2 separate regions of the Mus musculus genome follow, and region 2 is linked to region 1. Evidence: chromatin contacts called from ENCODE Hi-C or POLR2A ChIA-PET data. All regions are on one chromosome and are shown on one strand. The core of a region is the stretch at or near the end of the contact, and the rest is flanking DNA. Distances in the headings are between cores, read along the strand shown.

Evidence for each region. A loop is a pair of places that touch in the nucleus more often than their neighbours do. ChIA-PET counts read pairs that join two places held with the same protein, here RNA polymerase II (POLR2A).
Region 2: a map of heart shows a loop between it and region 1 (2.6-fold over the local background). The contact joins the promoter of Pld1 here to the enhancer-like site in region 1. A Hi-C loop is called at or near these places in 1 of 37 maps with a recorded cell type or tissue (heart). POLR2A ChIA-PET finds 5 or more read pairs at or near these places in 1 of 5 experiments (Patski).

The regions. Positions count from the first base shown.
Region 1 is chr3:28,105,707-28,109,315 of GRCm38, forward strand. The region is part of intron 21 of Pld1 (phospholipase D1); the gene reads left to right. Among named protein-coding and RNA genes, the nearest start is that of Gm42196, 69 kb to the right of the region's middle. Within about 2 kb of position 1,770, at least 1 of the 3 ENCODE cell types and tissues checked has a DNase peak (open chromatin) inside an H3K27ac peak, as active enhancers do; it is heart, where a contact is called at or near this core.
Region 2 is chr3:27,936,749-27,940,357 of GRCm38, forward strand. It overlaps Pld1 (phospholipase D1), which reads left to right and starts at 1,932. Exons shown (of 27, transcript NM_001164056.1): 1 at 1,932-2,002.

The DNA of each region.
Region 1 (3,609 bases), core at 520-3,019:
TTGAGTGGACATTTCTAGCATACCAGTAGATTTCAGCCAAGGCCCTCATCTATACATAAGAACAGGACAGGGCAGAGAGATGCATTGCATCTTTGAAGATTCTCTAAACTCAAAATGAAAAGGGGTATGTCCTGAGAGACTTCAGATCTGAGTCCAGCAGAACCCATCCCACCACAGTCTAAAACGTGCCAAGGAGTCCCACATGCGACCTCTCTCTTTCTGACAGAATTCATCATTGCTGCCCTGTCTTGTTTCCTCAGTGCCTTCCCATTCACAGAGATGAGCCTCCTACCCTGACTGCTCATTGCTGTAATGACTGCTCATTGCTGCAGAAGCTTCTTTGTGGTTCCTTCAGGTCCTGAGACCCAACCTTGAGCTGAAGCCATTTCTCCTGACTGCCCTCCATGCAGCAGAGAGCTCGGGCATGAGGGAAGCGGCATTAAGAAGAAGAGGATTTCCTAAAGAAGGGCAGGGGGGGATGGAGAGGCCTTCACCTACCTGGAGGGAGCTGCTACTCTTCTTTGAAAGGTGCAAGCAGCTTTAGGACAACCAAAGGCCTTAAAGTATTCTTTTCCAAAAGCCTACACCCATAGGGTGGAGAGAAGTCAGTCAAGCTGGAGCTAGACCAGCATGAAGACTGAGTTTAATCCCCACAATCTATAGGTAAAGGCTGGCCATGGCAGTATAAACTTATGATCCCCGTGCTGGGGCCTCGAACAGCTGAATCGCTGGGATCACTGGCTGGCCTCCTCCAACTGGGAAGTTCCAAGTCAGCGAGACTCTGTCTTAATGACCATGTGGACAGGTGCTGAAGGGGACACGTGAGTTAGGCTCTGGCTTCCATACACATATGTAGGCACATACATGTGCGTTCACACATATGCACAAAATCTTATACACACACAAATAAATATATTTTAGAAATCATATAAAATAAATAGAAAGGAAGTGGGAAGGGGCTTGTTCTAGTTCCTCTAGAATTCTGCTTAGGATGAAAAAACAATTTTCACTCGCTCACTCTTTTTTTTTTTTTTTTTTAATTAAAAAAAAACCTGTGTTTGTTTATTTTCTGAGACAGGGTTTATCTGTGTAGCCCTAGTTATCCTGACACTCCCCCTGTAGACCAAGCTGGCCTCGAACTCAGAGGGCTAATAATGCAACACTGATAACAGCTTTATTCCCAACATCCACGAGGCAAAGCAACCCAACAGTCCACTAGCAGATGAACGTGTACACACAATACAGAAGAATATTCAGCCACAAAGCTGAAGGAGCTGTGAAGCATGCCACGGTATGGGTGAACCTTGAGGGTAGTGTGTTAAGGAAAACAAGTTAGACCAAAAAGGACAAGCCTCATGTGATTCCTCATATATGCAAAATCCAGGTAGAGTAAACTAGAGATAGCCAGGGACTCTAGGGAGTGGGAGGTGGGGGATGAAAGCTGGGGGGTAGGAATGAAGCGAATTCTATCTGTGATGATGATGAAAAGCTTTGAATATGGAAGGCATCATGTAAAATTAGGACCACAGTTAATGATGAAGACTCTCACAGTGGACAGAATGCCCAATTTTACATTTTATATATTTACCATAATGAAAATTCAAATGAAATATAATTAAGAAAAATATCAAGTATAGTTTGACCTACTTTTTGCTGAAATGTTCTTTTAATCTGACTCCAACCCCATCCTCCCAGCCAACAGAGCACACTGAAAGCATGGGTTCTCTACTGAAGGCTGCCCCAAATAGAAAGCTATGTGAACCTCCACCCAGTGTGTTGGAGCAGGTCAGCCCTCAGCCCAGGTCATGAGCTTGTCATGAATGAGCAAGACACAGAGCTTATGGGTCACTTCCTGGCCACGGTCTGGGAAAGAAGAGGCAGATGAGACCCGGTTCTGACTGCAGAGCCAGGCAGCTCCAATGAACAAGGTGACCTAGAAGTGCTTCCATCCTGGCTAGGAGCTCAGCTGACTTGCTTTATTAGCACGTGGGTGGGGTACTGTGGACATCACTGGAATGACTATGGGACGTCTCACAGGAATATACTTTAGTTAAGTGTCCACTTGGGTTCATGCAGTCTTTTAAATGTGGACTGTGGGAAAGTAGCTCAGGGCTTCCTGTTCTTCTCCTGTGTCCTGTTTACCATTTAAAGACTGTGCCTTGTCGCCTAACCAAGGCAGTAACCAGGGCTGTTCACATTTTCTCTGTATTCTTCCCAACTCAAACTACGTTTGCCATCTAGTGAGTAATCCTTGGCATTGCAGCAGTCTCCCTCAAATGCCTCATTTCTCAGCCATTGACTTTTCATACTATGGTCCCTTTGATAGTCACTTCTGCCCTGTGTTGTCATGAATATATGGACATTCAGACCCACCTGTCAGGTTTGACCATTAGAACAGAGAAAATTCTCACAAGAAGGGTCTCTTCCTCTGTTCACAAGAAGACGAACTATGACCATTAGGTATAATAAATGGTTTAAGCAGGATGACCCTTGAGAATTAGCCAGCAGAGAGAATGTGCTCAAGCAAACTGTATTTGTGCACTGTGAGGTATCCAGCATCTCTCTCAAGCTTTCTCTCTTTCCCGTGTATTCCTAAGCAAAGCCAGAAGCTTTAAGAGTTTGGGACTCTCGCTGTACATGTTGCCTAGTGGGCTATCTAGCCTGTGGTCAAGGATAGCTATAAAGTCAGCCTGATGCAAAATGTTAAACTCACACAAAGCACTATGAGAGGGTTTTCACTAACTCCATTTTACCATTCTCCAGCATAGCCTTAGTCGATGACAATGTCCTGCCTTGGTGTCAAAAGGCTTGATGTGTCTATCAGAGCATAGCATTCTGGGCTTCTGAATACACATCAAAAGAAAGAGCTGCATTTTCTTCTATTGTTCTAGCTGTCATTAAGAAGCTTCGGTTTCCTATAAAAGGTGGCCTGAAGATACTGTGTTCTATAAGCTGGGGATTTGAAAATGAACACTGGCTGGGACTTGCTCAGTGGGTAAAAGGTGGTTGTCACACATGTCTGCTGACTTAAGTTCGGTCTCAAGAGTCCATGTGAAAGAACAGTGGGAGGCGAGAACCAGCTCCATAAAGTTGTTCTCTGAACTCCTCACATGGGCTGTAGCGTGTGTGCCTATGCTCCATATATACAATAATAGTCCTTTTTTAAAATAAAGTACGGGCCATTGAGATAGCCCAAACGGTAAAGATGCTTGCTGCCCAGAGCAATACTCTGAATTCAATCTCCAGGATTCACATGGTAGAAAGAGACAAGTGAGTCTCACAAGTTGTTTTCATACTCTCTCTCTCTCTCTCTCTCTCTCTCTCTCACACACACACACACACACACACACATACACACACCTGTGCATAAATGTTTTAAAAATAAAATAAAAAATAACAACTAGTCACTCAGAATTCTTGAAGAATTCCCAGTAACATTCTCTGGCTGGAACCTTAGCATTCCTAAATACCGATGACTCTGTTTTGAAAAACATACTGAATCTTATGTGTATATTTGCTTCTAAGACATAGGTACCGGTACCCCCACAGTTATGAATCAAATGCCCACAATTTGCCAAGCTGTGGACTGCATAACTTAATAGTAATTAT
Region 2 (3,609 bases), core at 682-3,181, 170 kb before region 1:
ACTCCAGTGTCTACCTCTGTAGGTCAGGCTGGCTCAAACAGGAGGAAACCCTCTTCTTGGTCGTTTGTTTTTCTTGACACCCCTGAAAAGAAATAGCTATCACAAACTCTCCAAGGAGTGTAACAATGATCTACAGGATTCTAGTATGTCTAAGATGCGTGTTCGCTAGGGCTTCACTTCCCTGTGGGGTGGTGACCTGTGGTAATCTTTTCACTTTCCTACCTTTTGGGGCAGAATTCCAGTCATTGTATGATAGTTGTCTTATTTATAATTACAATAGTAACAGAAAGACCTATTGTTATGTGTTGATGCCAAAAGTTTCAATGACGACTTTTAAGAAATCAGGATGTAATTTGTACAGCCTGGTGCTTCTCAACCAAATGTCTCACACCATCTAAAGACAAGCTTGTAAGAGTGCGGTTACTCCTAGGCACACACTTATCAAATCATCTGAAATTAATAAACTGGAGGAAGGGAGGAAGGAGACATATGCAGCTTTTCAGTTACTTCCTTGTTATATAGTCTTGCCAAACCCCTCTTAGGCAAGACCCTGTTTGCTCAGAAGGCTGTGCATATAATTGCAAAAATCTGTCAGAATCATAGGATTCAAAAGGCATCAATTATTTCTGTCAACAAGGAAAGAGTGACGGCTGCCCGACTCTGCAATCATTAGGAAAGATGTGCTCAAAAGAGAAGAATGCAGTCAGGGAGGGCTGGGCAGCTCCAGGTTACTTGAAAACTGAGCCCCGCGCTATAATTTCACTCCTCCTCTGTCTGGACAGAAATATTATATTTTTCATTTCATGCAGTGCCATGGGCATGGTAAGACATTATGTAACTGGGTCTGTCTCACTGTATAATACTCAATAAACAATTTCAAAAGACCAACAGCATCAGCAATTTGATGTACAGGAAACTAACTGTTGCATCTTTGGGTTTTGGCTGGAAGCAGTGTTGTGCAACCAGTTTTGGAACTGACTTGTGTTCAAAATTATATTCCCAAAGGATTGCTATTCACACCACCCAGCCACTGGATTTCCCTTGATGACGACTCTCTTAAGTGTATTAAAACGGCAAAGTTACTGTGCGGACAGTTCCATCGGGGTAATGGGACTTTCTCGTTCTCCTCCCATTTTATTTTTACTTTTCTCTCTAACATTTCTGAATTAGACCCAGTACTGATGGCAAGTGGGAGTGAGAAGTGTGAGGGCGATGTGTGACTGAGACAGGAGGATCATGTAGTTTGAGTTCTACCTGTTCTTCATGGCCAACCAGGTATACAGCAGAGACCTAACTTCAAACTAACCAACCGAACACTCGCCACAACACACACACACACACACACACACACACACACACACAGAGAGAGAGAGAGAGAGAGAGAGAGAGAGAGAGAGAGAGAGAGAGAGAGAAGGGGGGTCTGGGGGGACAAGCACGGGCAGTTTTGGGGACTGAAGAGATTGCTGGCTCCAGCAAGCTTAGGGTCAGGCTGGTTCTTTACTTGCCAGCCTCAGTTTCCTTATAAACAGGCAATAACACCTACCAAGACCTACCCGTGGGATTTGCAGGAAGGCCACAGTTGACCTCTACAAAGCCCCTAATTAAGCAAGTCACTTCAGGGCAGGAATATTTCACCAGTTGGCTCGCTGTTGGCTTGTAACTTGCGGGCCAGTCTTGGACAAGGATTGGGCTCAGAGACCAGGGAAGTGAACTTGGTAAGAACAACGCCTGCGTGCGCCCCTGCGCCCCGCGGATAACTGTGGCTGAGTTAGGACACTTGGACAGAAGAAAGTGTTAGAACCGAGGCATGGAGGAAGGCCGGCGGCAGAGGCTGTCACCGAGGCTGGCCGGCGCCGCCCCGCCCCACCCTGCAGACCGGCCGAGTTCCGGGCGGCGAGTCCCAGCGCCCGCCCTTCTTCCGCGGCCCCAGCTGCGCCAGCTGCGCGGGGACCCCCGAAGTCGCCGCCGCCGCAGAGTGTGTGCCCGCGCCCCAGGCCCGCAGGTAGGAGCTGCCGGGGCCAGGCTTGCGGGACTTCTGAGCCCGCAGGACGTTCGCGGTCCTCGTGCTTCATCCCGCCTCTCTTGCCCCTCTCACCAGCCCTGTCCCTGAAGTTCCCTTGGGAACCCTGGAGTCCCTCCCATAGTCTTAATTCCTGTAGTGTCTGCGCTGGCAAGAGCCGCGCGCACACTGACCGCAGGCGAGGACCGCTACCCTGAGAGCAGAGCCGGGTCAGCTGCTGATGTCCTAGCCCCACTCCACTCTCAAGTCCCTGCAGATCCGGGGCGTCCTCTGTAGGATGCACCCCACCCCACCTCCTCGGGTCCCGGGCTCAGTAGATTTGTTCGCTCCCGCTAGATCGTCCCGCGCTCCCTGAGCTCCTTAGCACTGTGGGCTGACCGGGATGGCGACAGCACCAACATCCCGGACCAACCAGGAAGTGCTGCATTCCAGTGGCTTAGAGTCCAGCTGAAGCACAGTGCCGGGCGCCGAGCCACACAGCTGCTGCCTCGGGGCCAAAGATGTGCTGTGCTGAAGTGGAGGAGGGACAGGGGTAGCAATTAAAAGAAAGGCCTGTGTTAGGCAGTTGCTATTTTAGCTCCGACCCAAGATGTTTGGGACTGACTGTTCCGGGTCAGGGAGGGACCTTAGGAGGTCTCTAAGCCATGGGACGGTTTGTTTGAAACAGTCTTCTGTAGCTCAGGCTGCACTCAAAGGCTATGTAGCCAAGGATGACATTCCTGGCCCTCCTGCTTCCATCTCTTAAGTACAGGTCAAGACTTAGAATTTGGCCAGCCCTTTCCCCCATACCCTAGGGCTACCTGCCACGCCTACGTTTGCCTTCCTCACCCCCGCCTCCCAATCTCAGATCACTGCCAGCGGCCTTCTTTCATGAAGCTCAAAACATAATCTTAAGGACCACAGGAGCTTCTGCATTCGACCATTTCTAGATCTTTCCACAGGACGAAGAGCGCTCTTAGACAGCCAGGCCCACCAATTTCAGCTTAGCCAACTCCTTATGACCTTCCCAGGGCCTCTGGAGACTAGCTACCCAGGAAATTCAGAGAGATATTCAGAAGTCCTGACCTGTCAGAGGTGCTGTCAAGGAAGCCTGACGGGTGCAGAGAGCCTAGTTTGAACTAGTCTGTTATGCCTACTTATGCAAGAATCTCTTTCCATAGTACGTGCTTTGTGGCCCACGAGTGAGTTTGTACTCAACTGTTTAGCTTGAATTTGTAAGCAGCCTTTAAATGGTGTGTGGGGACCTTTTAAATGGTTATGTAAGCGGGTATCTGAATTTTTATGAGCCAGTACAATTAGCTTTTCAAATAAATAGTGCGAGTGGAGAAGGTTTTGAGGAGATGGTGTCCTTGCTGTGTTGTTTCTGGCATCAGCGTTTTACACACACTGGTGTTAAGTTCTCTACAGGCTCATTTAGGTTGATTGATTTACTGATAACTAGATGAGTACTGCCTAGTTAATGGACAGCCTGCTCATCAGACCTTTACCGAGAATGCATTTGTGTATGGTCTTAGTATGTAGTATGAATGCTCTTATGCAACTCTGTATGAGAAAAGCATTACACTGACAATTCACCTACCTCTAATTTC